Regions from separate parts of the Homo sapiens genome. Here all the other regions are linked to region 2. Evidence: chromatin contacts called from ENCODE Hi-C or POLR2A ChIA-PET data. All regions are on one chromosome and are shown on one strand. The core of a region is the stretch at or near the end of the contact, and the rest is flanking DNA. Distances in the headings are between cores, read along the strand shown. Region 1 holds the start of DUSP18 (dual specificity phosphatase 18). Region 2 holds the start of SMTN (smoothelin). Region 3 overlaps SFI1 (SFI1 centrin binding protein). Region 4 holds the start of DRG1 (developmentally regulated GTP binding protein 1). Region 5 holds the start of EIF4ENIF1 (eukaryotic translation initiation factor 4E nuclear import factor 1). Region 6 holds the start of PATZ1 (POZ/BTB and AT hook containing zinc finger 1). Region 7 holds the start of OSBP2 (oxysterol binding protein 2).

Region 1 (4,129 bases), core at 1,274-3,773, 410 kb after region 2:
ATGGGGTGGGGTGGGGTAGAATGGAGCTAGGTACTCCAGGTGAAAATATAACAATCTGGTCAAAATGAGGAAATGCTGAAGAGTGGATATACTTCTAAGCACTGCATTTTCACTTTTTGATAATTTGGTTACACCATGAAGTAGTCTTACAAATAAATACCTTTAAATGGTTTTGCCCATTTAAAAATAATTCTTCAGGATCAGGCACAGTGGCTGAGGCCTATAATCCCAGCACTTTGGGAGGCCAAGGTGGGCAGATCACTTGAGGTCAGGAGTTCGAGACCAGCCTGGCCAACATGGTGAAACCCCATCTCTACTAAAAATACAAAAATTAGCCGGGTGTAGTGGTGAGCACCTGTAATCCCAGCTAATCAGGAGGCTAAGGCAGGAGAATCACTGGAACCCAGGAGGCAGAGGTTGCAGTGAGCCAAGACTGTGCCACTGCACTCGGGCCTGGGCCACAGAGCTAGACTCTGTCTCAAAAAAAAAATTGTTCATATTTTCTTTCTAAAATGCGGAAACAAAATCTACAGTATGGAAGCAATTGAATAAATTTTGGTATGTCATAAAATAAAATACATGTAATTGTGTATGAAACATAGACGGGTGGTATATTAGATGGGAGAAAAAAGCAGGTTACTAAAAAGTGAACTTTTGTGATGTATCTTTTTTAAGTATAAGCATGTTGTAACATATATATATATATATATATATATATATATGAATGGATTCTGATCAAAATACACCAAAATGTTAACAGTGATTGTCCCTAGCCACTTATGCTGCTGGCCTGTCTTGTCTTCTTTTTATTTCTTCGAGACGGGGTCTCACTCTGTCCCCCAGGTTGGAGAGTAGTGGCACAATCTCAGCTCACTGCAACCTCCACATCCCAGGCTCAAGTGATCCTCCCACCTCAGCCTCCTGAGTAACTGGGACCACAGGTGAGCCACCAAGCCCGGCTAATTTTTTGTATTTTTGGTAGAGATGGGGTTTCACCCTGTTGCCCAGGCTGGTCTCGAACTCCTGAGCTCAGGTGATCCAACTGCCTCAGCGTTTCAAAGTGAAGTGGTGGGAATACAAGCGTGAGCCACCATGCCTGTCCTCATTTTTCTATAAGTGTACACTACTTTTATAATTGGGTCAAAAAAGACAACTGTAGAAGGATAAAAAATATTGAAGGACTAGTTTTTCTAATGCATTTTCAGCCTATTTGGAACTGGAGTGTTGTGAATGTTTTCATATTTACAAACTAGTATGAACAATCCAACTTCTCAATCTCTCATTTACATTTTTCTGACCTCTATGCATAGCCTAGGTGTGAGGTGATGGAAAAAGCTGGTTTAGAGATCAAGATGCTCAAACACAAAAGTCCCCCAAATCCTGAGAGTTTTTTGTTTTTTTAAAAAAATCCTTAAAACATTTAAAGACGCATAAAACTCTTCACCCACTCAGTGGTGCAAAAAATTTACCAATACTAGAAGGGGAGGAGGCTGGCAACGACTGGAAATATTCCCTTTCAAGTAATAAATAATGGTTATTTTGAACCAAATTGCTTTCCACCTCAAGTCCTCCATGGATGGGAGCCTGGAGGATGCAGTGATGGGGGTTATGGAATGGAAAGGAGCGTGGGTAATTGGGTTTGTGAGGATTGGGGCCAGGCAGAGGGAACTGGGGGCTTTTCCAGGACCACTGGGGAACACAGAGGCTGAGAAGGGGAGTGTGGGATGGGTTCGAGCTGGGGAGGACCTCGGCCTCGCCAGGCTCTAAGGAGAGTCACAGCTCACCACCTAGGGCGCTGGGACCACACGATGTCATGCCTGGGAGACTGAAGGGCTAGGACAGATTCTGAGAAAATGTGGACTGGAGATGGGGATTCCAGGTTCTCCCGGGAGTCCAGGCGAGGGAGTTCCGGCTTCAGGGAGTCCCAAGAGCTAGACTGGGAAGGGGCTGGTGCCCAGGACTATGAGAAATCCAGACTCCCCTGGGGTGTGAAAAAGGGCCGAGGTCCGGCTGAGGGAGAGCGAGTCTGAAAGAGTTCGGGCTCCCTTGCGGGTCCGAGAGTCTAACGAAGGCTCTGGGCACCCAGGCCGCACCTGAAGAGCACCAACGACTGCTCGGTCCGCGGCGCGGGAAGGAGATGTGCGGCTGAACCCCTACGCCGATTACTTAGCGGCGGCCCTATCGAGAGGGTGGTTCGAGCCCGAGGTGGCGCCGGTCCCGTAAATCGTGGAGGATCTCAGGTCCCCTGTGACCAAGGGCGTAGTCAGCTGTGTCATGGCGGCTTCCCTGTTCGAGAAACAGTTGGAAACTGGAGGCCGGTTGGGAGTCATGGTCGTTGGGCGCACGGAGGCCGGTTGGAAGCCATGGTCGTTGGGCGCCAGGAGGCCGGTTGAGAGCCGTGCTCGTTGGACGCGCGCAGACCTGGAGTTAGTCCCTGGGCGGAACCTGGAGCCCCGCGCGGCGCGTTGCCTGGGAGACGCATAAGGGGGCGGGGCCGGGGAGGGAGTGTCGCACATGCGCACAGAGCCCGGGCGGCTACGGAAGCGGTGAGACTGTCTCTCGGCTGCAGCCCTGGTGCGACCCGGCCCGTTGCCGTAGAGATGGGCAGGGCTGGATGGAGTGGGGTGCGGTGAGCTGAGCTGACCCTGCTTCGCCACGGGGACTGCAGTGACCCCGGCTTGCCGGCAGGGCGGGTAACAGGTTGAGCCAGGGTGGGGCTGCTCAGGGGCGTGGAGCCGAGGCCAGGATTTCTCTGAAGACCCGGCACAGGCTATTCCTTTCTGCGACGAGCCCATTGCTATGGAAACCAAAGCGTTAGGCCAGCGGGGATTGAGGCTGCGGGATCATGACGGGTCTCTCTCCCGAAGAACCTTGCCTAAGGCTTCCCCAAGCGGCTACTTCCTGAGCGAACCCGCCCACCCGCCTGAAGGAGAGAGGTAAAACCCTGGGGGTCCTGACACTAAGCAGGCGAAGAAGCCTATTCCAATGCCAGCTCCCCTAGGAAACCTACCCGGCCCACCCCTAGAAGTGATGCTTCGCTCTCGTTAACTCTTGGACTTTGTTCCATGTTTATAACTTAGTATTTCACGAACGCCCCGCGGTGTTTGTTCATTTTTCCCACACATAATGGACCATAAAGGTCGGCTTCTTTGCTTTATGACTCGTTCTGAACAAGTCCTTTTCCGCGCTGTGTCTCACTTTCCTCTTTTGTAAAATGGAAATATTAACTCTAGACGCCGGTCTGATTAGGTTGCTTTGAAGATCGAACCAGATGAGGGAAGCCAAATACTTCATAGGCTGTAAAGTGGTGAAGCTGAACTGCTACCGAGTTGCTATTTTTTTCTCCTCCTCCCTCTCAAGCTAAACGTTCTTTAGATCTTTTGTGATTTCTTCAGGTGGTCTTTGCGACTCCCTAGGCTCCGACCTGGAAGAAATCTTTTTTACACTTCCCTTTCACAGAGCCCTGCATTTTAACTTCCCTATCAGAAGCGAGAAAAATAGTTATCATTTTGAGAGGGCTTACTCTATGCCAAGCCCTGAGAAAACTCTTTACGTGGATTATCTCGTTTAATTTCACAACATCCTTTTAAGGTAGGTACTGTTATCCTATTTTCAAGCTCTGTCTGCCTGTAATTGCCTGTTTACTATCTGTTTCTCCCACTAGTCTTTGAGCTCCCTGAGAAAAGGGGCCATGCCTGTCTTGTACATTTCAGTATCTCCAACACCTAATACAGTGCCTGATAGAGATTGCTTTTTTTTTTTTTTTTTTTTTTTTTGAGATGGAGTCTCACGCTGTCTCCCAGGCTGGAGTGCAGTGGCACGATCTTGGCTCACTGCAGCCTCCGCCTCCCGGGTTCAAGCAATTCTCCCGTCTCAGCCTCCTGAGTAGCTGGGACTACAGGCCCATGCCACCACGCCTGGCTAATTTTTGTATTTTTAGTAGAGACGGGGGTTTCACCATGTTGGTCAGGCTGGTCTTGAACTCCTGACCTCAGGTGATCTGCCCGCCTCGGCCTTCCAAAGTGCTGGGATTATAGGCTTAAGCCACCGTGCCCAGCCCTGATAGATATTTCTTAACTAGCATGAAAATGACTCCTCGCATCACTACCCTCACCTGCAAGAGCATTGT
Region 2 (3,921 bases), core at 656-3,155:
GAGATCCCCAGTGCCTGTGGCACCTGTCACCAGCTCAGAGAATTCTGCAGGGGACAGACATGAATCAGGCATGCTGGGGCTTCCAGAAACCACAGGCACTTAGGCTCTGTGCCTTACTTTCCCTCTCTAACCTAGGAGCGTCCATTACTGTCCCATCCTATAATGTGGCTCCTGGCTGGAAGCTGCCCTCTGCCCTAGGGTGGTTTGCTGGAAAACTCACCAAACCCAGGGTAGGGGGTCTCTGGTTCCAGCCCTGCCAGCTTGGCCGCCAGTCTGCTGTGTGGCCTGGGATGGACTCTCATCCTGTCTAAACCTCAAAACAGGGAGGGCAGGGACCTGGATTGAGAAGCCAGGGCCTGGCAAGACCCACCCAAGCTGTGCTTACCACCAGGGGGTGCACTCCAGTCTCCAGTTTCCTGCCCCACCCACCCATCCACAGGGCCTACCCAGCCCCCACCCACTCCGCAGGCTCAGCTTCTGGCTGTGGGCTGAACCCGTAGTTCTTGCTGCCACCACCACTGTCATTCCCCCAGGTATAGGAAGGTACACTGTGTCTTCCGATTCTTGGAGCCAGCTCTGCTGTCCAGACCTCCTGAAGCCAGGTGTCCAGGCACCCAGCACCTCCTGCCAATTCATACAGAATTCAATTCCCCACCTGGAAGGGCTTTCAGAAGCTGACCTGCCCAACCCCTGGATTTCAGGCAAACTGAGAAGATTGGAGAGGGCCAAGGATTTGTCACTGAGCAAGGAGGAAGCCAAAGACTTAGAGGGCAGAGAAGGATGTAATCAAAATCTTCGTCATCTCCGGCTTCCGAAGCTCCCTTCCAAAGTGCCCTCAAGGGCCTGGAACACTCTCAGTGACAGAGGCAAGAGCCCCATCTTGCCCCAGTGCTGCCCATCAAAATGGACCCCTAAATCCTGGCCCAGCCTCCCAGCGCAGATCTCTCCTTCCTCCTGTAGCCCCAACTAATGTCTGTCTGGAATTTGAGGGGCCCTGGTCTGGCACACTGTGGATGCTTAGTTAATGTATGGTGACTGACTAATGTGTGGCCCCAGGCCTGCCCCCCACCTCCTGTTGATTCATCTTTCAATCATCCCTTCCCTCTCTTCAGAACAGTCACTTGGGAAGTCACCCCATACGGTGCATGGGTGGGGGGTGAGGGTTACCGCTCCACACAGTTGGGGTGTGTGGGTCCCAGCCTGTTCAAGTCACTGCTTGTTCCCCCTCCCATCCTGGTAGGCTCAGAGGTGTCAACCTCCCAATCTCTGCCTGTTAGGATCCTTGCCTCTTACCTAGTTACTCTGTCTGGGTTAAACCTCTTCAAGACTGTCCAGTGGTCACCAGCCTTAGGTTCTGCGGACATTCTGATTCCCCCCATGTCTGTTCTTCTATGGGGCAGCTGACCCTAATGCCTAATCTAGGACACCCATGGGATTATAAGAAGATCCCTGCCGCTGCTCTTCTCCAATCTCCCTGTCACACAGTCTGGGGTCGCCGGACATTGTGAGGGGCCTCAGGATTCTGTGGCAGCTTCCCCAGGGTTTCTGCCGCCACAGACTAGCGCCCCTGTGGGGCGTGGAGTCTCTTAGGAATCCGGGGGCGTCTTCCCCCAACAGTCTCATAACTTTATCCCATGGCTTAGACCTCTCGTATGGGTGGGGGCTCCCAGGTCTGGACGTTCCAGAACTCCTGTCTAGACATCCGGGTTCCACCCCCGGACACGTTGGGGCAGCACCAGGATCCCCCCCGAGGTCCGCACACCCACCTCTCAGTCCAGCCCACCCGTCCGGCGCAGGCTCGGCTTAGCTCTTTCGGGACCCGACAGACGGATTAGACACGCGCAGGCCGGAGGTGCCGCGACCCGCTGTCCCAGGCCCGCTCAGCAACCGTCCCCTGGATTCTGCGGAGAGCTGCCCGTCCAGCCGCGCCAGCAGCCCGGCTGGCCCCGCCCTGCCCCGACGCGCCAGCCAACCCTCGATTGGGTACCTCCCACTCTCGTGCCCCATTGGGAAAATTCAATTTGACGGCCACGCCCCGAGAGGAAGGCCCCGCCCCTCGCGGGCCAGGGAGGTCGGAAATTGGGAGTCTTGGGGTCGTCTGCCTCGGTGGCTTTAGCGAGTCGGGTGGGCATCGGCAGGGGGACGCAGGCTCTGCGCCAAGTCGGGGGGGGCGCCCCGAGCCGAGGTAAGTTTCCTGGGGTCGTAGGAGTCTCAGAGCCTTCAGGACAGCCCCTCTCCGCCCTCCTCTTTGTTCCTGAGACCACGTCCCCTCCCTCGACTCCACCCCTTTCTCGCGTCAGTGTTTAAGCTTGGCCGCCGTCCCTAGGCTGCTTTCGGGACACCTGGTCTGAGCCACCTCAGAGCAGGGACTGAGTGACTGGCAGCACCTTGACCCTGTGTTGGAGTGCCGGGACCATCTCAGGTGGAGCAGAATCAATCACACAGCACGCCTCCCCCAGCCCACACACCTTTGAACAGACATTGCCTTCTTGTAGCATGCTTCTACCTTCCAAGCCCTGAGAGTCTGCCTTTAGGAGCGCTGGAGTCCTAAATAGGGAATATGGAGTCCAGGCTGTCATTCAGCAAAAGGGGGAAATTGAGGCCCAGAGAGAGCTGACATGTCCAAGACCAAACAAGGAATCAGCCAGGGTACCCAGGAGGTCAGATCCACAAGGCAAAGCTATTCCATCTTCAGTGCCAGAGGCCCTAAAGCCGCCCTTGGGTCTCCATGGAGACTAAAGTGGGTGGAGTTGGGAGGATGGGGTCTGGAGTCCTGTCAAATAAAAACAATAACAAATCATTTATTTTGTACTTGCCATGTACCAGGCATATAATGCCCATAACAAGCACATGAGACCATGACTATTGCCCCATTTTACAGATGAGGACAACAGCTGATAAGTAGTAAAGCTGTGATTCATACCCAGCACCTTCTGAGTCCAGACCCTGCTTTTAACCACTATAATGTGGGATTCTGGGGAGGTGGTTTCAGCCTGTTAACCCAGAAGAGCCCCGGTTCAGGTCCTCTGTGACACCCCCCAGCCCCCATCTAAGGAAAGGCCCAGTCTCCACACTGAGAGTCTTTTCCATGTGTCATTTCATTTCATCCCCACACCCCTGAGAAGTGGTCCCATTTTACACATCAGAAAACCAAGGCACGGGCCAGGTGCGGTGGCTCATGCCTGTAATCCCAGCACTTTGGGATGCCAAGGCAGGTGGATCACCCAAGGTCAGGAGTTCGAGACCAGCCTGGCCAACACGGCAAAAACCCCGTCTCTACTAAAAATACAAAAATTAGTCGGGCAAGTGGCATGCACCTGTAATCCCAGCTACTTGGGAGGCTGAGGCAGTAGAATCACTTGAACCTGGAGGCAGAGGTTGCAGTGAGCCGAGATTGTGCCACTGCACTCCAGCCTAAGCGACAGAGCAAGATTCTGTCTCAAAAAAAGAAAAAAGAAAATCAAGGCACAGAAGAAAGCGACTTGTCAATGCTACACAGCAGGAGAGGCAAACAGAGCTCACTTCGGAGGACATATTTCAAGGTCCTAGGCTTTCTCTACCTGGGCGAGATGCCATGTTATTATCCAGAACGAGGGTCAGGCGCCCTCTAAGACCAATTCTGAATACTTCAAAATTCACGCGTCCCTTGGGACCTCCCCTTCATGCAGGGCACACCTAGGCCACCTCTGATTTTCAGGGCCTGCCTGAATGGCGGTCACCAGCTCCAATGAATGGCCTGCTTTGTGCTAATGCCCTCCTTTCTCCCTGCCCTACTGTAGGCTAGGAGGAATGGTACAGGTGAGTTCCTCCATGCTTGGATTTACTGTCTGGCACATGCGCTCACTAGCCCTTGGCCCTATGGAAGGGATGTGTGGGTCCTGCCCCTTCAAGCCCTTAGTGCCTGGGTCCACCTCCAGACAT
Region 3 (3,957 bases), core at 1,049-3,548, 460 kb before region 2:
AACACAGTGTAAGCAGATAAAAATCTTAAACCACATTATCCTCAAAAAATTTTGAGCCTCCAGGATACTATTAAAAAGAAAGGAAACATGCAGAGAACAAAAGAAGCTTTTGGAAATTAAAAAGGGAACATGCAGAGAACAAGAACAAGCTCTCGGAAATTAAAAATATGACAGCAGAAATGAAAAACAAACTCAATAGGTGACACAAAAAGTTGGTTGGTCTTATAGACCACAGTAAGGACTCTGGGCTTTTACTTTCAGCAGGAAGCCACTGGAAGTTTGACAGAATGATGTGACTTGATTTACTCAGACTACCTCCTGAGAAGATACTGACTAGGGGCAAGACAGGAAGCAGGAGACCAATGAGGGGCCATTGGAGTCACTCGGGGGAGAGATGCTGATGGCTTGGACTGGGTGGTAGCTACTGGAGGTCTGAAAAGTGGCTGGATTCTGAATGCATTTTGAAGGTTGAAGCAACATGATTTTGGCATATGGCATTTTAAATTGGGGTGTGAAAGAACAAGAGGTGTGAAGGATGACTTCACCATTTCTGACCTGAGCACTTGGAAGGATGGAGTTTCCACTCACTGAGAGGGGGAGGATGACGATTTCAGTTTCGGGCATACTATGGTGTGACACCCAGTGGAGTTGTCACGTACGTAAAAGTCCAGAGTTTCAAGGCAGAGGTCTTGGCTGGGCATACACATCTGAGAATCACTGTGAGATTTAATGAGATTTTGGTTGTGAGGCAGCTAGAGAAGCAGTGCAAAGACTAGGTGTTGGGATATTCAGATGAGGAAGAATCAACAAAGGAGAGTTAGAAGGGGCAGTCAAACAGGTAGGAGAAAAAACACAAGAGGATGGTAACTAGAACCTGGGAGAAGAAAGGTATTCTAGAAGAAGGAAATGATGGACTCTCTAATGCTACCTGGTAGGTCAAGTTAAAGAAAGTTTAGGAATTCATCATTGATTTTAGCAAATGTAGTGACTTTAACAAAAACAGGAGAAATTCATCATTTGAAACACAGTAGAGGCTGCAGCAGTCAGGGACATTTCTGAAGTGAGGATCTTTGATGCCTAGGTGCTACCCAAGCCATATATGAAGCTACCTTAATATGTGAGTTGTGCCATTCACAGCAAAGTAGTTAGAAATCAATCTCATGAAGGCTGCTAGGACTGAATACCCACACCTCCATTTCGACCTGCAGGCGTTGCCCCATGACTCCCACTAAAACCCGTTAAGAAACTGTGTCCTTAAGGACTGAAGAAAAATTATTCTCCAGAGAAAAATAAAATGGAAATTGTACTTAAAAAAAAAAAAAAAAGGTTAAGGCTGGGTGCAGTGGCCCATGCCTGTAATCCCAGCACTTTGGGAGGCTGAGGTGGGTGGATCATCTGAGGTTAGGAGTTCGAGACCAACATGGTGAAACCCCGTCTCTACTAAAAATACAAAAAATAGCCGGCCATGGTGGCGCATGCCTGTGGTCCCAGCTACTTGGCAGGCTGAGGCAGGAGAATTGCTTGAACCCGGGAAGCGAAAGTTGCAGTGAGCCAAGATCGCGTCACTGCACTCCAGCCTGGGCAACAAGAGTGAAACTCGGTCTCAAAAACAAACAAACAAACAAAAAACAAAGCTAAAACATTATCTAAGCACATAAAGGCATTATTCTGTAGTTTGTGGTATGATATTATTCCCGCCTAACACTCCTAAAATTGAGAAATAAATAACTCAGTATGGAAAAAGCCTAAAAACAAAGATCAGGATGCCCAATGTTCCCCCAAGTAACAAAGAACCTACTTGATTTTAACAGATTGATATTTGATATTGATATATAGATATTAGAAAATAACTATCCCTTCACAAATTTCTAAGTCAATGGAAACACAGTATCAGAATTCTAATTCTGGTAGCTGCTTAGAAAACAAATATTCTCACTCTATCATTTTGTAATTTGCAAAACTGAGGCCTACAGGCGTAACTATCCTCAGATCAAACAATTAGCTAGGGCCTGGGTTAGAACCGAAGCTCAGGTCTCCTTAATTCTAGTCCAGTATTCTTTCCTCTACACCCGCCTACCACTGAAGAGCGAAGACATGAAAAACAGCATAATGCGAATGTTTTAAAGCAATGTAGCAGGTTAGCTAGCAGTCACTGGCTAACCCAACACCCACTGCCAAGCCCTTTTTCTCGTAAGTATCCACTACAGAGGCCAGAAAGATTTCTTTCCAAACCTCCTCTGTAGCTAAAGGTGGCCGGTGACAAAGCTCTGGCCAATGAGGCAGAAGCAGAATGCAGTGGGGAACTTCCAGGGAAGTTTTCTTTCCTGATAAAGAGATCAAACTGACGCCACCCTTACCCCCACCTTCCTGTGTAAAGCTAGAATAGTCATCTTGCAACTACGAAGTGTTACCTATGAGGACAAAGGGCCAATGTGCTAAGGATGTTGAACTAGAAAGGTACTAGAAGCCTGAGTCTAAAACGACATCACTGAACAGCTGAAGCAATACCAGTAACTGCCAATCTCCAGGTGGCTTGTTAAAAAAAAAGAAGTAAATCCCCTCATGCCTGTAATCCTAACACTTTGGGAGGCAGAGCAGGGAGGATCGCTTGAGTGCAGGAGTTCAAGACCAGCCTGGAAAACATAGTGAGACCCTGTCTCTAAAGGTAAAAAAAAAGTTAATTTTAAAAAAAAAAACAAAAAACAGAAAAAACAAATCTCAATTTGTTTCAGCCATTGTTAGGCTTTCTCTTAGAGTCAATGTACTTCTAACATACAATCAGCATTTCCCAAGGACTTGGAAGGCATTATTTGAAAAGAGGTTCCCAGTCAAATATGGGTCAAATATAGATAAATAAAATTGAGTAAAAAATAGATTTTAGGGCCGGGCATGGTGGCATATGCCTGTAATCCCAGCATTTTGGGAGGCCAAGGCAGGTGGATCACTTGAGGTCAGGAGTTTGAGACCACTCTGGCCAACAGGGTGAAACCCCGTCTCTACTAAAAACACAAAAAATTAGCAGAGCATGGTGGCGTGCACCTTTAATCCCAGCTACTCAGGAGGCGGAGGCAGGAGAATTGCTTGAGCCCAGAAGGTGGCGGTTGCAGTGAGCCAAGATCGTGCCACCGCACTCCAGCCTGGGCAACAAGAGCAAAACTTCGTCTCAAAAAATAAATAAATAAATAAAACGGATTTTAGGAAAATAGTGGAGGTAGCAACACAGTTTTCAATCTTTGGATCCCCGAGTAGCATCTGAGGAACCTAACAACAGGAGAACCCTAAAATAGCCAATGAGCTGTTGTTGGAAGGTACAGAGGCCCAATTTAAGACCAGCAGCTGAAACTATGAGTTTTATCCTCTCCAGCACGAGGGCTCACATAAGAACTGAAACAGCTAGAGCAGTCCAGCCCCTAGGGAATCTCAAAACTCATCTGCCAGGGTACCCTTCTAGGACAGGGCTTCATATGGAGGAGAAACAGCCACGGGTAGAAAAAAATTTGAGCAGGAGAGGGTCAAAAGAGACAAGGAAAAAGAAAATCCAGACCAAGTGTGGTAAGGGAACAAAACCAGGATACCCCATTAAAAAAGCCACTATATTTTTGAACCCTAAACAAAAACAACAGAAGAAGGAGTTCTATGAAATTAGTAAAACTTAACCGAACCTTGACTCACTCTAAAAGTTCAGTATAATAAGGCAGGTGTGGTGGCTTGTGCCTACAGTCTCAGCTACTTGGGAGGCAGAGGCAGAAGGATTAATTGAGCCCATGAGTTCAAGGCTGCAGTGAGCTATGATCACACCACTGCAGGGCAATACAGCGAGACCTCGTCTCTAAAAAATATATAAAGACATATAAATTTAAAAACTAAAATTCAGGAAAACTAATTTCACATAAAAATAAGCAATAAAATTAGCCGGGCATGGTGGTGCACGTCTGTAATCCCAGCCACTTGGGAGGC
Region 4 (3,760 bases), core at 1,253-3,752, 320 kb before region 2:
ATTTCTGTAAGCCAATATAAATCTACTTTGGTTTTGTTTTTTCTTTTTTTTTCTTGAGACAGAGTCTAGCTCTGTCACCCAGGCTGGGGTACAGTGGCATGATCTCGGCTCACTGCAACTTCCACCTCCCAGGTTCAAGCGATTCTCCTGCCTCGGCCTCCTGAGTAGCTGGGATTACAGGTTCGTGCTACCATGCCCAGCTAATTTTTGTATTTTTAGCAGAGACGGGGTTTCACCATGTTGGTCAGGCTAGTCTCGAACTCCTGACCTGTGATCTGCCCACTTCGGCCTCCCGAAGTGCTGGGATTACAGGAGTGAGCCACCGCGCCTGGCCCTACTTTGGTTTTCTTAAGATGAGATCTCGCTCTATCACCCAGGATGGAGTGCAGTGGTGCCATCACAACTCACTGCAGCCTCAACCTCCTGGGTTCAAGCAGTCCTCCCAACTCAGCCTCCCAAGTAGCTGAGACCACAAACATGCACCACCATGCTAGGATACTTTTTTTTTTTTTTTTTTTTTTTGAGACAGAGTCTAGCTCTGTAGCCCAGGCTGGAGTGCAGTGGTACAATCTCACTCACTGCTACCTCTGCCTCCTGGGTCCCGATTCAAGCAATTCTCCTGCCTCAGCCTCTCAAATAGCTGGGATTACAGGCATGCGCCACCATGCCCAGCTAATTTTTGTATTTTTAGTAGAGATGGGGTTTCACCATGCTGGCCAAGCTGGTCTTGAACTCCTGATCTCGTGATCCACGCCTTGGCCTCCCAAAGTGCTAGGATTACAGGCGTGAGCCACCGCACCCAGCCTTTTTTTTTTTTTGGTACATCTTCTTTCATACCTATGGGGACCCCTCATTTCTAAGCCCATAGAGACAGGGCTTTGCTGGTTCCGAACTCCTGGCCTCAAGCAATCCTCCCGCCTCAGCCTCCCAAAGTGCTGGAATTACAAGGGTGAGCCACTGCACCCAGCGCATGTAAATCTATTTTGTATCAGTGCAGGATATAAATAAAACTACAGTACACTTAGACAATATTCATTTGCCTCTGAAACCGGCAGAATAAAAATAAACACAGTTCAAGAATTCATGCTTAGAAAATATAAATCTACTTTAGTAGAACATCTTTAGTTATTTTTCTGTTTTTAAAAAACTTTTTTTTTTTTTTGAGATGGGGGTCTATGTTGATCAGGCTGGTCTTGAACTCCTGGCCTCAAGTGATCCTCCTATCTCAGCCTCCCAGCATGCTAGGATTGCAGGCGTTGAGCCACTGCACTGGGCCATCTTTAGTTATTTTTAAACCACATGTATGTACTATTTTGACAAAAATTATACCTAAAAATATATATATTGAAGAAGAACACAAACCTTCTCCTGGACCTCCACCACCACCACCCTTTGGAGTAATGAGTTCTCGACGAAGCTTAGCAAGACGAGCCTTAAGCAGCCCTAAGTGGTGTGCTGTGGCCTTGTTCTTTTGAGTCCGAGCCATCTAAAAGGGAGGAATCACAGCCATAAATTAGAAGCAGTGAACGCTTCCCCCAGCTTTGAGAGGATAATTTTTTTCCCCAAGTCCTACTAATGTTAGCACACCCAGTTTACAGGCTTTAAAAGAGTAAAAGTCCATTATCTCCTCCATCCAGCTCATTTCCCTCACTACAAAGCAAAGCAAAGCCCAAAGAGGAAAGACGATTAAGGTCATTCCAATTAGTGCCCCCAGACTAGACTGAAACCCGTCTGCGGGTTCCTTTTCTACTATTTGCAGCTGTTTGGATCCATCTAACACTGGGACACCACTTTCCTAATTGTAAAGCGCTCTCAGGGCCGCACGCAATGGAATCACACACTATCCAGGCGGAATAAACTGCTCCCACACAGATGTCATTTTACTTCCAGATCCGATTACCGGGAGCAAATACTCTGAATCAGGGGGTCATTAGGGTAGACACTGGGAAAAGGGGGAATAAGGGGGACGCAGCGAAGGATGATGAGGAAAGATCCTGAACTATCTGACCAAGTCAGAGATGGAATAAGGGACAGGATTCAGTGTTTCTCAGAGCAAAACGGAAAGAAACAACATCAGAACAGGAGCCAAACACTGGGAGGGGGAACGGACTAAGGGCCTAAGGTGCAGGGGTGCGGAACGCGGGCCCGGGCAAAGGGGAGTCCGAGAGCGTAGACGCGGGACGAGGGGAAAGGGGGCCCTGACTGAGGAGAGTCGGGGACTCCTAATCGTGGCAGAGGGCAGTCGGAACACGGGCCTCGCTGAGAGAAGTCGCGGAATCTAGGCCCGGTCCTGACGCGGCTCAAAGGAGAACAGGAAGGAGCGACGCCACCAAAGAAGGAATGCTCAGACTAAGAGTGAACCGCCAGCTGCGTCCATTACCTCTGCTTCTATCTCCGCGATCTTAGCTAAGGTGCTGCTCATCGTGGCGAGTACCCTGTGGCCTCCACACTGTCTCCCTTCACACACCCGCGGGCAAACTGCCACCGCCACCAGGCGCTACTGCAGCACGCAGGCGCGGTACTTCGAATTACCGCGAGAGAGTTCCGCGTAGGGGTCACCGCGAGTCGCAAAGCGTGGGGCTGTCTCCTCCCCCTCACCCGACCCCGCCCCGTCCCGCGAGCCAGTGCGGTGTCATAGAGCCCGCGGGAGCGGAGGCCAGAGAGGCCACCCCTGTCTGGGCCTCCCCGAGCGCGCCGAGGGTCGCGCGCAGCTCGGCCCCGCCCAGCGGGACCCGCTCCCAGCTGCTCTGCATGGTACTGAACGCTTCAGTGCTGGAGACCCCAGGGCGTGGTGCAAAGCCGACTCATGCTCCGCACCCCTGTTCCTCGCCAGCATCTGCGGGTCCTGGGTCCCTTTTTCACAGCTGGGGTGACACCCCGACGCCCTCCATGGTCTTGGAGGGAGTAGAGACCCATCTTCAGCCTGCCTCACCCCCTTGGATAAAGAAAATGCCCCCTTTCTATCATTCAAAATTATTTTTAGGTCGGTTTTGTTTACTCCGAACCCCGAGTAGAGCACATGGGGAGCCCAAAATAAGTGCATACTTGAATGGATAATTCCCAGAGAACTGCTGCTTGCAACATAGTTTGTAATACCAAAAAATTGAAATCTATATTAACACCCATCAGTAGGAAAATGGATAAATGAATAATGCCTCTATCCTGTTTTTGAAATATGATTACAGCCGTTAAAACGTAGATCTGTGGTCTGACTGGCTACCCAGGACATGTTAAATGGGAAAACAACTAGCAGAAGGGCACCTACGTAGTGATACCATTTATGTTATTTTTAAAATTAAATGTACATTTATATAGGTGTACGTGTATGAACGTGCAGTTTAAAGGCCTAAACAGAAAAATACATCAGAAGCTCTTAACTGTGGGATGGGATGCAAAGAAAAGGCCTTTCACATTTTATTCCACAGAATTTTGAAGTTAAATTTTTACAAGACGAATGTATCCATGTATTACTTGTGTAATAATAAAATTTAAAATTTCAAAAGACTCCTCTTCCCCAAGTGTCATGAGGAAGCCAGGACGTCCAGGAACTATGTGGTGGTTTTGAAAGCGGTTTGCCTCAGGATCAATGGGTTGTTTTGATAGATTGATTATTCCAGCGGGAGTCGACAGGCCAGGCTTAACCCACAGTCGACAGGCCAGGCTTAACCCACAGGGCTGGCCTCCACCCAGCCCTGGGAGGGAAGTTTAATTTAGTTAAATTTGTAAACAAGAACTATTCTAACTTCCCAGAGACAAAAAA
Region 5 (3,764 bases), core at 210-2,709, 410 kb before region 2:
TAAAATAATAACATCTGTATTATCACCTGCAACGTGTCTCTGTATAGGCTTAAAAAGGCTCAGCAGCTTTATGGGTTATATATGGTTTTTTACCCACCTTATCCTGTTTAATCTTAACTGCCCCATGAGCAGGTTATATCATCTTCGCAATTTCACAGGTAAAACTAAGAATCAATAGACTAACTCTCCATAGCTTGTAGGAGGTGGCAGAGATGAGAATGCAAACTCAGGCCTGATGTGCAAGTGTTTCCCTCTGCCTCTTGCCTGTAAAAAAACAGTTTGTAAGAAACACACTTTATTCAGTAATACAAACGAAAAGTTTTCTGTTGCCAAGATTCACAAGAAGGGAGCTGAGTTAGTGGTCACTCACTGCCCAACACCCTAATTTCACAAGTGAAGTGAAGTTCCAACAAAGTAGGCCTCTTGGAAGAAATGTAGACGTTGCTGTCCTTTAACCAGGAAAATTGCGTTCTCGGGACTTCACGCCTATGTATCGCTTCACACCAACGCTGCGCAGTACCACAGGGCAGAAATGGGTGCTTGTGGTATTCCAGCACATAGGACTTCCTCCCCAGGATGCAGTTACCCACACTGCTCACATATTTGCATTTCTGTGGCCCCCTGTCAGCCTGAGTCTGCACTACGTGGTAAGCACTTGACATTCGCCGTCTCATTTCCCCAACTCCACTCGCACTTCCCCTTTCTGTGCAGGCTAAGGACAGATTCAGGTTACCGGAGGGAAACAACATTTCAATGAATTTGTTAGTCGCCTTTATCGCTATCAAAGCCAATCGTGACAAGTTTGTCTTTTAATGCAGCAACCAGTACTCGCGCATAAGCCTCATAGATTTACAGAGGCCATTTTAGAAACACGACCGAAACTTAGGTTAAGTCAGCTTTGCCTAAGATCACGCCACTCGCAAAACAGCTGAGGTTCGAACCCGCACTGGGAAGGCTCGGAAGACCCCAATCTCCTATCTCAAATTCCCACTGCCGAAGCCCCACGGTTCTCTGCCTATGCGAACCATGCAAATACAGCGGTCGTCGCGCCACAGGCCGTGCTAGCCGCCAGCCCAGCCCCATCTAGCCACCGCCTCCGGGAGAGTGGCGTGCCGCGAGTCGCGGGTCCCAAGTGCCGTCCGCTCTGCCCTGCAGCGCGCGTGGGAACGCGGCGGCGGTGGCCTCTGGGCTGCCCACGGCGACCGCCTGCGCGCACGGGAGCGGGTTTCCGCTATCCCCACCGTGGCCTCCTCCTCGCCGCCACCACCTTCCCACCCCCCGGCCCGCGCAGGGGCTGGCGTCCGGGAAGCGCGCGGCGATGCTTCTTTTTCGCCCGGCACCGCTGCAGCCACCTCACATCCGGGCGCGCGGCGGGGAAGGCGGCGCCGGGGCCAGGGTGCGTGGAGGGAGTTATTAAGGGGGAGGGGGCCGAAGAGGAGGGGCGGAGGGCCGGGCTGCAGTTACGGCGGCTGAAGAGAGACAGCCCAAGCCGGTCGGGGTGGGGGCGCGAGAGCGAAGGCTGCGGGGAGCGGCGCTGGGACCGGTGCGGGCAGCGGGGAGGGGAGCGGCGGCCGAGGCAAAGGGCCGCCGAGCGGCGGAGGCACCGAGTAAGGGTCGGCGGCGGTGGCGGCTGGGTCCGGGGCACCGCGCGCCCGGTGCTCCCGGGTGTAGAAGGGGCGCGGGCGCATTGCTCCCGGGGTCGCGTGCGTGAGCGCGGGCGCCGGGGCGCCCGCAGGGGGTGGGCAGGGGCGCGAGGCCCGCAAGGCGGCCGGCGGGTAGCCGGCGGGCTGGCTGGCGGGGACCGAGCCGCCGGGCCGGGGAGGACGGCTGCGGGCCTGCGCTAGCTCCAGCTTGAAGCGCCCGGGCCGGGAGATTCGGCCTCCCTCCTCCCTGCGGCCGGCCGCCCCTCAGTGAGTACGGTCTCCGCCCTTCCTCCGAAGGAGGCCGCTGGGCCCGGGCCTGCGTGAGGGGCTGCGGGTTGGGGTCGCGGCCCGGGGAAGCCAAGTTTCGGAGCTGAAGCCGGTGCTCGCCCTTTCCTTGCCATCGGCGCCCCTGACATGGCCACAGGTGCGGCTGGCCTGGCGAGGGGCGCTCGGGCCCCGTCCCCAGTCCCTGATCGCCGGATAACAAGGGGCAGCTGGCGCCGTCCATTGGCAAGTGACAGGCACTTTCCAACAGACTTCGCGGGTTCCCAGCCTAACCAGTCTTCTACCTGCCCCCACTCCGGGAAACTTCCCCACCAGTCTTGAAAGATCCCCATGGGTGGCAGCTACTAATCTTGGTTTCTCTTGTGTTAAAGCTGCTTAAAGGTTATATACCTTGAATTGGGCACCTTCTACTTTTTACCATGTTGATGCTTAGGATACTAGGAAAGAGAACTGAGTACCAATGATTCTATCTCCAAGTTCTAATTTATAGCATAATTTTGGGGTGGGGACTTGTTTTTAACACTAGCTGTTTTGAGAGATTAAAAAGTTTCAGCTTCTGAAGAAACAGCCAAGATTTCTGAAAACTTACTGTTCTCGGTGACAATTTTGTGCCGATTTATCTTCCAGGTGCAGAGCATTGTAGACCAAGGAGCCATGGATAGGAGAAGTATGGGTGAAACAGAAAGTGGAGATGCTTTCCTTGACCTGAAGAAGCCTCCTGCCTCCAAATGCCCCCATCGCTATACAAAAGTAAGGTTTGCCACTAATGAAATAGTGTTTCTTTTTAGGTGGCGAAGTTAGTAACATTGTATAACTATTTCATTCCTATTAAGTGGTAATCTCATTCTGACTCACTACATGGACTAAATATTAACTAAATTTAGTAGTGCATTACTTTGAACATTTTTCTGCAAGTGTAGATACCCAGCGTTTAAGCTGGAATTTGCTTTGAGAGGCTTTTAGGTGAAGGGAATGTAGGCTTAGATTTTTTTAAAATTGCGGATCAGTATACTTTGTAAGTTCTGTAACAGCTATGTAATTGGTACGTTTATTGATTTACATACTGTACTGTGAGGATTAAAGCCCTAGGATGCGTTACAAAGTTAGTGTCCTCTGTATTGATGTTTCCTTAAGAGGCAGACTCCCCATAGGAATGCTCTTGAGTGTGCTTTTCATGGGTAACTGGCTTTTCAATCCTGTTTTTTTATTTTCTATTACAAATTGGATATGGACTCAAAAAAGTAAGGCTTCAGTCATATTTCCCCTAGCTAAAAACTGGAGATGCTTAAACTGCTTGTCCAGATAACTGCTTTTGGGAGAGAGAGGAAGTCATATTTATTAAAGATCTTGCATCAGTACATGTCTTGTTGGCTACTGAATGTTTTTGAAGAGGTTGACAGGACTCAAATTGTAAATTCATTTCTGGGTCCCTGAAATGTGTCAGGCTGGATCCCATAAAACTTGCTCAACAGTGTTGAAGCAGTTGGGACCACTGATGACAAGAAGGGTTATATCCTAGTTGGGCACACATCCATATATTTCCTTAGTATGGATTTTTCTTTTTTTTTTTTTTTTTTTTGCACCCGACAGGGCGTCACTTTGTCGCCGAGGCTGGAATGCAGTGGTGCAATCATGGCTCACTGCAGCCTGGACCTCCCGGGCTCAAGCCATCCTCCCATCTCAGTCTCCTGAGTAGCTGGGACCACAGGCGTGCACCAGTACGCTCGGCTAATTTTTGTATTTTTTATAGAGATGGGAATTCGCCATGTTGCCCAGGCAAACTCCTGGGCTTAAGCAATCCGCCCACCTTGGCCTCCCAAAGTGTTGGGATTACAG
Region 6 (3,794 bases), core at 225-2,724, 270 kb before region 2:
TTTAACTGAATCTCAGGGAGGCCAAGTGACTAAGCACCAGGACACGAAACCAGAAGGCAGAGGTCTCGATTTTGAACTCGGATCATCCGCCAGGGCAACGCCCGGAAGCCTCAGGGCGCGCGTGGCTGGGCGCGAGCTCGGCGCGCAGCGGTGGGAATCCCGAGCGGAGTTGGAAGCCGGGCCCGTTCATTTGCATGCTAATACCCAGAATGCTTTTCCCCCGCACACCGCTTCTCTTAATGGAAGCGCTCAGTTTGGAACCGTGGAAAGTTTGGAACACATACTTCGCTGCCTCTTTGCAACTGTGGGAACTTCCCGCCCGCACACGCGGCGCCTGCAGCCTGGGGCTCCGCGCCAGGCGGCCCAAAGGCAGCCGCCAGCGCTTCCTGGGAAGACAAACCTTGGTGTACAACTCTAGCGTGGTAGCATCCCCGGGCGGGCCGGGGACAAAGCGCCGAGGCCTGGCGGCAGGGCCCATTACCAGAGCACCCGGCGTCTCACAGGGCTGCGGGCGCTGGGGATGCTCCGGGCTTGGAGAGGCCTGAGGGTGTCCCCGACTCCTCCGGCACCCCCACTTCCCTGAGGATTGCTGGGGCTTCCGGGGGTCCCTGCCCCGTCCATCGCCCTCATATTGTCGCCTCCCGGAGCTGGTGACTTCACGCTCCCCGGGGACAAAGCTCGGCGTGCTGTGGTTTGGGGGAGAAGCTGGACGCTGGCTTCATCTCTCCAGCTCTTCCGGGCGCGCAGCCCATCAGATCGATCAATGTACCGGGTGCAGAAGCAGCTCCGGAGGTTCGGCCTGTCTCCGGCCAGGACCCCGGGCCCTCTCTGGTGTTTGAAGCAGGGAGGCGGTCGCAGGCGACTTCTGGGAATTTCACGCATGAAAGCGGGGCTCCGAAGGGTGGACGACGCCCGCTCGACCTGCGAGTGCGCTTCGCAGGCTGGGGGGCCCGGATCCGCACCCCTCAGTTCCTGCCCCCCCACCCTGCTAGCCGCCACTCTCAGCGGGCAGGGGAGGGGCAGTGGGAGCTGGTTTGCTGGCTCGGCGCTTCGTTTGCATTGGTCCGGGGGGGCTGAGACTGCAGCCCCCGGCCCCGCGGGCGGGGTGGGGAGGCGGGGGCCGGACGGGGGCTCAGGCTGCTCTAGCATTGGCGGATCTGGGGAATGGGGAGGGGGGGCAGGAAGCGGGGGGAGCGGACTGCGGGGGGGGGGTGTATAAATAGGGAAGGGGGGACGTGCATCCTCGTCTTGGTGAGGGGGGGGCGCTCGGCACAAAGAAAGTGTAAAGTTTGCAGCGCCAGGCGGCCCGGGCTAGGCATCCGGGCGCGCACGTGCAAGGCCGGGGACGCCGGGGCCCCCACTCTGAGCTCGCCGTTTCTTTTTTTTCTGCAAGCGAGAGGGGGGGTGTTGTTGGTATCGCCCCCTCCTTCTCCTCCCCCCAGGGGTGAAAGTGCAAGAGGAAGTGCAGCCGCTGCCATCTTTCCTCCGCTCCGAACACACGGAGCCCGGGGCCGCACAGCCGCCGCTCCGCCGCCGCCTTCTCCCGGCCTGAGGAAGGGCCTACTCTGCCGCCGCCGCCGCCCGCCCGCTCCAGCCGCCGCCGCCGCCGCCACCGCCCTCCAGGCTCCGGGACCCGGCCCGCGCCACCGCCCCCGTGCGCGCCCCGCCGCCGCCGCCTTCGCCTTCGCCTTTTGTTTCCTCCGCTCCGGCGCCCCCGCCCCGGCTCGCGCTTTGCAGGGGACGCAGCGCGCGCCCCCAGCGGGCCCGGGAAAAGCCGCGGCGCGCGCGCGCGCCTGCGCGGCGGACCCCTCCTTCTCCTCCCCGCGTGCGCGTGCCCTTCTTGGCTGCGCGCCGGCGCCGCCTGGCGGGCGGGAGGGGAGGTGGCAGGCGCGTTTGCAGGAGGGGCGCACCTCTTCGCTCGCGCACCCCCCCGGAAGGTAGACCGGGAAGGGGAGGCGGGCGGGCGGAGAGGAGAGAGTGGCGCGCAGTCCAGCGAGGGCGGGGGTTGGCTATGTGGGGGGTGGTGCACCCCGCAGTCTAGACAGTCTGATCCGGGCTGGGGGCGTGTACACTCGGCGCACCTGCGAGACTACAGAGCCTCGGGCCGGCACGTGTGGGGAGTGTGGACACGTCTGCTGCGCCCCGCTTCTCGCTGCTGAGGGGAAGGGAGGGGGCGGGCAGGTGCAGCGGCCGGGCTAGTGGGAGGGGGCGGCGGCCATGGAGCGGGTGAACGACGCTTCGTGCGGCCCGTCTGGCTGCTACACATACCAGGTGAGCAGACACAGCACGGAGATGCTGCACAACCTGAACCAGCAGCGCAAAAACGGCGGGCGCTTCTGCGACGTGCTCTTGCGGGTAGGCGACGAGAGCTTCCCAGCGCACCGCGCCGTGCTGGCCGCCTGCAGCGAGTACTTTGAGTCGGTGTTCAGCGCCCAGTTGGGCGACGGCGGAGCTGCGGACGGGGGTCCGGCTGATGTAGGGGGCGCGACGGCAGCACCAGGCGGCGGGGCCGGGGGCAGCCGGGAGCTGGAGATGCACACTATCAGCTCCAAGGTATTTGGGGACATTCTGGACTTCGCCTACACTTCCCGCATCGTGGTGCGCTTGGAGAGCTTTCCCGAACTCATGACGGCCGCCAAGTTCCTGCTGATGAGGTCGGTTATCGAGATCTGCCAGGAAGTCATCAAACAGTCCAACGTACAGATCCTGGTACCCCCTGCCCGCGCCGATATAATGCTCTTTCGCCCCCCTGGGACCTCGGACTTGGGCTTCCCTTTGGACATGACCAACGGGGCAGCCTTGGCAGCCAACAGCAATGGCATCGCCGGCAGCATGCAGCCAGAGGAGGAGGCAGCTCGGGCGGCTGGTGCAGCCATTGCAGGCCAAGCCTCTTTGCCTGTGTTACCTGGGGTGGACCGCTTGCCCATGGTGGCTGGACCCCTATCCCCCCAACTGCTGACTTCCCCATTCCCCAGTGTGGCATCCAGTGCCCCTCCCCTGACTGGCAAGCGAGGCCGGGGCCGCCCAAGGAAGGCCAACCTGCTGGACTCAATGTTTGGGTCCCCAGGGGGCCTGAGGGAGGCAGGCATCCTTCCATGCGGTCTATGTGGTAAGGTGTTCACTGATGCCAACCGGCTCCGGCAGCACGAGGCCCAGCACGGTGTCACCAGCCTCCAGCTGGGCTACATCGACCTTCCTCCTCCGAGGCTGGGTGAGAATGGGCTACCCATCTCTGAAGACCCCGACGGCCCCCGAAAGAGGAGCCGGACCAGGAAGCAGGTGGCTTGTGAGATCTGCGGCAAGATCTTCCGTGATGTGTATCATCTTAACCGGCACAAGCTGTCCCACTCTGGGGAGAAGCCCTACTCCTGCCCTGTGTGTGGGTTGCGGTTCAAGAGAAAAGACCGCATGTCCTACCATGTGCGGTCCCATGATGGGTCCGTGGGCAAGCCTTACATCTGCCAGAGCTGTGGGAAAGGCTTCTCCAGGTGAGGAAAGGCCCCCTCTTCCTCCCCTGCCACACGTTATCTTAGTCCTGAAAAGGCTCCTGCCAAGATCTGGGGGTGTGGGATTTGTGGGGGTCATTTGACCTTATAGAACCATGCCAGGTTTGGGTAGAGTGTTTTTAAGGGCCCTTATTTTGAGATGGTATGCCTGAGACCTGCTTTCCATTCCCTCAGGGAAGTTTTTTTGACGCTAAGTGTGCCCTACTGTCTCTCCTCCTGGGGCCGGATTCCTCAGGCCAGAGCCACCGGACCTCACCATTCTTCCCCCAGGGCTCCCTTTGTGTTTCC
Region 7 (3,984 bases), core at 457-2,956, 390 kb after region 2:
AGCAACAGCAAGTCAAGGTCCTTTTGTGTGCAGCAATGAAACAGTGCTTCTCAGAGTGTGGTCCTGGACCAGCATCACCAGCCACGCCTGGGAAGTTATTAGAAAATCCGAATCTCAGGCCCTTCCCCTAGGCCCACTGTAACAGAAATTCATTGGGGAGGCCCAGCACTTTGTGTTCCAACAAGCTCTTCAGGGAATGCTGATGCACACTCAGGTTTGAGAACCACTGGCATAGACTGATCTGAGTTCTCAAGGCTTAAACCAACCATCCCCAGGAAGCAGACCCAGGGAAGAGCCAGTAAGAAAGCAAAGGGAGGCTTCAGTAACCTCCTTTCAACCAGTTTCAGTGGGAAGACAGTGTTAGCTCTCTCACCACTGGACTTTAATTTTGAATCCCGTGCTGGGTCTGGAATAAGAAAGGAGGGCAGCAAAACACTTCCTAGCTCTCCGCAAAATGCCAAGATGGACTCCTGAAGGCCAAGAACCGTGTCCAATACATCTGTGAGTCTGTGGTGCCCAGCCCAAGGCCTGGCAACCAGAGGCATCAGGAAAGGTGGGAGTAACTGCCCCAGGCGGGAAGAATAAGCAGCCCTTCCTAAGAGTGTGGGTCCTAAGGACTGAACAAGGTGACTCTCTCCCTCAATCCCAAACACACAATGATGTTAGCTCCCGAACCAGAAAGGGCAAGGACTTTGAGGGGCTGACTCTAGCTAGCTGCCCCAAGCCCCACAACTGCCAAGCAGAAGGGAACTGAGGCCCCAGATCACTCCCTTACTCCACCTCCCCACTTGCCCAAAAACCCAAGCTTGCCAGAGGTCATGTCCGCAGATCACATTCACCCTTGCCAGAGGTCAGGGCCCCCGGCCCTTGGCGGCGGGCCAGAAGCGTGACTTGGCCTGCTGGAATGCATGCCCCTAAACATCTCTAGACTAGTGGCAGTGTCCGCCAACCATGGAGGCCCTCCATCACCATCCCTGCAGCATCACCACCCTCCAACCCCCATGTCCCACCCTGGCGCTTCCATACCTGTAGTAAGAGAGCAAACCATTGCCCAGCACGAACCAGCGGCGCTGGTAGCCCTTCAGATAGTTGGTCCACTTGAGAAGCCAGCCCTCGAAGCTGTCCAGAGGCAGTAAGGCCAGTGGGGCACTGGAGGTCGTGCCAGTCCCCGACATTGGAACCCCAAGAGGAGTCTTCGCCTGTCCTGGTCGCAGAAGAGGCAGGGGCTTTAACGCTGGCAGCGATCCTGACTCGGGTCTGAGAAAGGTCGCGCTCCCCACCGCCCGGGAGAGCGGCTCCGATGCGGCCTTAGTGAAGGGCCCAGCCCCTACACCTGAGCTTGACTCTGACCCCGGCCGCGACCCCTGCAGCAGTTCCGATGGCTGCCCAGCCCCTGGCTCCGGCTCAGACGTCGTCTCGGACACAGGTTCCGATCTTGGCACTGCCTCCGAAACTGCCTCCGACACCTGTTCTGACAGCGGTCCCCGCTCCGGTTCGGGCACGGGCTGGGGCTGGGGCTTGGGCTCCGGCCCGGAGCCGGACGTGGAAGCGCTCATGCCCGGCGCCGCCGTGTGGCACGACAGGCAGGGGACAACCGTGAACAGCGACGAGAGCCCGCGGGAGCGGCCGCCACAGCCGCCGCCTCGGCTCGGAGCCGCCGCTTTCCCCATAGAGCCGGCCGACCCGCGCGCGGCCGAGCGGCCAGTGGGGGCGGGGGGCAGGCCGGGGGCGGGGCCGGGGGCGCAGTCACGTGCGCGCGGCGCGAGGCGGGGGCGCGCGCGGGTTCCTCCGCGGTCCCGTGCGCTCCGTGCCCGTCAGCGCCCGCCGGCTGTTGTGCTCTCGGCCAGCCTCGGGCCATGTTTGGACCCTGGGTCCTTCCTAGGTCCGGCCGGTGGAAGGAGCTCTGACAACACCTGTGGGCGGAAGAGCTTGGTGGTCGGTCAACTCCGAAGGGGATGGCGCGCTTCAGGCCACGGTCTCTGCTTCGGCCCAGCCGTGCCAGGCGCTGGAGGAACAATGATGAATGCGGAGCCCGCCAGCTCCCAGCGCAGCTCTGCCCACGGGACCCTGCGCCGACGCCCCCTCCCCCAACCCAGGCTGGGGTGGGTTCGCTCTCCGCCACCCAGGAAAGCCGGGTGGGAAGCAGGTACGGCACCCAGAGGCCACGAAATGCGCACGAAGCACAGGGGCGCTAAAGGCTAAAGACGACGCCCCGCCCCCCATGGCAGCCATTACCTGTCTGTGGGTCGCTCCTGCGGCCGCCAGAAGCGGTGGCCCCAAGTGGCCGCCTCACCGCCTCCACCTCCTGAGCCAGCTGGCCTACGGTTCATGCCAAGGCGCTTCGCTGCCAGTGACGACATCGTTCGGGTTCTCTAAACAAATAGGGGAAGACTTTTTGTAAACCAAGCGTTTTAGTACAAGAAACATCTCAAAGTGGGATTCTGAACTTGGACCTCCCGGGATCCCTGGGTAGGCTGGCAGTCTGTGAGGCTTCCGCAGAGGTTTACCTGTCTGTGCATTTTTCCAGAGTAGGTCCATAACAAAGGAGGCTGTGACCCCAGAATGGTTAAAACATCAGCGAATTTTTTTTTCCGCTTTTTTTTTTTTTCCTTTTTGAGACTGAGTCTCACTCGGTAGCCCAGGCTGGAATGCAGTGGCGTGATCTTGGTTCACTGCAGCCTCCGCTTCCCAGGTTCAAGCGATTCTCCTGCCTTGGCCTCCCTAGTAGCTGGAATTCCACGGCCCGCACCATGCCCAGCTAAATTTTGTATTTTTAGTAGAAACGGGGTTTCACCATGTTGGTCAGGCTGGTCTTGAACTCCTGACCTCAGGCCAGGATCCTCCCGCCTCGGCCTCCCAAAGTGCTAGGATTACAGGCGTGAGCCACTGTGCCCAGCCATCAGTGATTTTTTTTTTTTCTTAAGAATCTATCCAAATGACGAAAGTTGATGGTTACTACAAATAATCAGAAATACAAATGGAAAGACTGAACATTGGGTTTCTGTCCAGACTTTTCAAGCTTAGACCTCTCTGCAGACTCCTCTTAGCTCACCATCACGTCTTACTCTCCCCTTACCCACCTATCCATTCCTGATCTTTGCTTGTGACAAGATAACCTGTGTAGGGACTGCTTCCTACGTGAAGTGGTCCCCAGAAGGAAGCAGATTGGAAGGTCCTAGAAATAGGAGGTGCAGACATGCACTGAGCAGGAGCCGCTGGCATCTTTGCTGGTGACTTTGAGACCCCTTCCTCAGGCACTTGTCTTTGAATGGTGGTCTTACCTGCAATTTTGCTGTGAGCTCTGGAGTGCAGAGAGCCCCCCATCTTGGTCTATCTCATATGTATGACGGTGACCCTCAAACTTCAGCATGGTGAGTCCCCCCAAGGAAAAGTGATTGCCTCTGGGGTGTAGTGGGGGACAGAACTGGACAACTGAGAAATGAGGTGGAATGCTTGCTTTTCACTCACACTTTGAACCTTTTGTATGTTTTACTGTGTATGTTTCACTGTGTGTATGTTTCACCGATTCAAAATAATGATGATAATTGTTAAAATCACCCCAGGGAGGTTTATTAGAAACACACTTTTCCAGAGCTGGGCACGGTGGCTCATGCCTGTAATCCCAGCACCTTGGGAGGCCGAGGCAGGCAGATCACGAGGTCAGGAGACCAGTCTGGCCAACATAATGAAACCCTGTCTCTACTAAAAATTAAAAAAATTAGCCGGGTGTGGTGGTGTGTGCCTGTAATCCCAGCTACTCGGGAGGCCAAGGCAAGAGAATTGCGTGAACCCAGGAGGCAGAGGTTGCAGTGAGCCGAGATCGCAACATTGCACTCCAGCACGGGCGACAGTGAGAGACTCCATCTTAGTAAAAAAAAGAAAAAGAAATTCACTTCTCCATCCCCAGTAAGTCAGAGGTGGAATCCAAGAACATGCTTTTTTTTTTTTTTTCTTTTTCTTTTCTTGAGACAGTGTCTTACTCTG

What was found. A loop is a pair of places that touch in the nucleus more often than their neighbours do. ChIA-PET counts read pairs that join two places held with the same protein, here RNA polymerase II (POLR2A). Pooled maps may share reads with other maps.
Region 1: a map of CD8-positive, alpha-beta T cell shows a loop between it and region 2 (4-fold over the local background). The contact joins the promoter of DUSP18 here to the promoter of SMTN in region 2. A Hi-C loop is called at or near these places in 3 of 168 maps with a recorded cell type or tissue (CD4-positive, alpha-beta T cell, CD8-positive, alpha-beta T cell and naive thymus-derived CD4-positive, alpha-beta T cell), 4 of 37 single-sample maps with no recorded cell type and 14 of 50 pooled maps. POLR2A ChIA-PET finds 5 or more read pairs at or near these places in 1 of 52 experiments (K562).
Region 3: a loop to region 2 is called in a pooled map, with 2.7 times the contacts of the local background. The contact joins the enhancer-like site here to the promoter of SMTN in region 2. A Hi-C loop is called at or near these places in 4 of 50 pooled maps. POLR2A ChIA-PET finds 5 or more read pairs at or near these places in 2 of 52 experiments (GM10248 and activated CD4-positive, alpha-beta T cell).
Region 4: a map of CD8-positive, alpha-beta T cell shows a loop between it and region 2 (2.2-fold over the local background). The contact joins the promoter of DRG1 here to the promoter of SMTN in region 2. A Hi-C loop is called at or near these places in 2 of 168 maps with a recorded cell type or tissue (CD8-positive, alpha-beta T cell and naive thymus-derived CD4-positive, alpha-beta T cell), 4 of 37 single-sample maps with no recorded cell type and 11 of 50 pooled maps. POLR2A ChIA-PET finds 5 or more read pairs at or near these places in 2 of 52 experiments (AG04450 and H1).
Region 5: a loop to region 2 is called in a pooled map, with 7 times the contacts of the local background. The contact joins the promoter of EIF4ENIF1 here to the promoter of SMTN in region 2. A Hi-C loop is called at or near these places in 8 of 37 single-sample maps with no recorded cell type and 9 of 50 pooled maps. POLR2A ChIA-PET finds 5 or more read pairs at or near these places in 1 of 52 experiments (GM12878).
Region 6: a loop to region 2 is called in a pooled map, with 16 times the contacts of the local background. The contact joins the promoter of PATZ1 here to the promoter of SMTN in region 2. A Hi-C loop is called at or near these places in 2 of 37 single-sample maps with no recorded cell type and 11 of 50 pooled maps. POLR2A ChIA-PET finds 5 or more read pairs at or near these places in 9 of 52 experiments (BJ, CD4-positive, alpha-beta memory T cell, H1 and 5 more).
Region 7: POLR2A ChIA-PET joins it to region 2 with 11 read pairs in PC-9. The contact joins the promoter of OSBP2 here to the promoter of SMTN in region 2. A Hi-C loop is called at or near these places in 7 of 50 pooled maps. POLR2A ChIA-PET finds 5 or more read pairs at or near these places in 3 of 52 experiments (PC-3, PC-9 and WTC11).

What each region holds. Positions count from the first base shown.
Region 1 is chr22:30,666,269-30,670,397 of GRCh38, reverse strand. It overlaps DUSP18 (dual specificity phosphatase 18), which reads left to right and starts at 2,523. Exons shown (of 2, transcript NM_152511.5): 1 at 2,523-2,936. It also overlaps a transcript of SLC35E4 not described here. RefSeq lists an enhancer at 2,036-2,425.
Region 2 is chr22:31,079,302-31,083,222 of GRCh38, reverse strand. SMTN (smoothelin) reads right to left here and starts at 1,905. Exons shown (of 21, transcript NM_134269.3): 1 at 1,767-1,905; 2 at 1-44. RefSeq lists a silencer at 1,864-2,023.
Region 3 is chr22:31,535,637-31,539,593 of GRCh38, reverse strand. All of the region lies in intron 4 of SFI1 (SFI1 centrin binding protein), which reads right to left. It also overlaps the pseudogene RPS26P59. Among named protein-coding and RNA genes, the nearest start is that of SFI1, 41 kb to the right of the region's middle. Within about 2 kb of position 2,298, at least 2 of the 41 ENCODE cell types and tissues checked have a DNase peak (open chromatin) inside an H3K27ac peak, as active enhancers do.
Region 4 is chr22:31,398,346-31,402,105 of GRCh38, reverse strand. It overlaps DRG1 (developmentally regulated GTP binding protein 1), which reads right to left and starts at 2,502. Exons shown (of 9, transcript NM_004147.4): 1 at 2,381-2,502; 2 at 1,363-1,486. The coding sequence starts at 2,422. RefSeq lists enhancers at 2,393-2,442, 1,570-2,475 and a silencer at 2,563-2,842.
Region 5 is chr22:31,487,537-31,491,300 of GRCh38, reverse strand. It overlaps EIF4ENIF1 (eukaryotic translation initiation factor 4E nuclear import factor 1), which reads left to right and starts at 1,459. Exons shown (of 19, transcript NM_019843.4): 1 at 1,459-1,607; 2 at 2,556-2,678. The coding sequence starts at 2,583. RefSeq lists enhancers at 445-504, 904-1,526, 1,527-2,150 and silencers at 1,055-1,704, 1,785-2,074.
Region 6 is chr22:31,344,026-31,347,819 of GRCh38, reverse strand. PATZ1 (POZ/BTB and AT hook containing zinc finger 1) reads left to right here and starts at 1,474. Exons shown (of 5, transcript NM_014323.3): 1 at 1,474-3,488. The coding sequence starts at 2,218. LINC01521 (long intergenic non-protein coding RNA 1521) reads right to left here and starts at 1,061. Exons shown (of 1, transcript NR_120386.1): 1 at 1-1,061. RefSeq lists silencers at 969-1,188, 1,239-1,308, 1,679-2,098, 2,649-2,718 and an enhancer at 3,539-3,794.
Region 7 is chr22:30,692,596-30,696,579 of GRCh38, reverse strand. OSBP2 (oxysterol binding protein 2) reads right to left here and starts at 1,706. Exons shown (of 14, transcript NM_030758.4): 1 at 1,027-1,706. The coding sequence starts at 1,670. RefSeq lists silencers at 1,520-1,569, 1,954-2,033.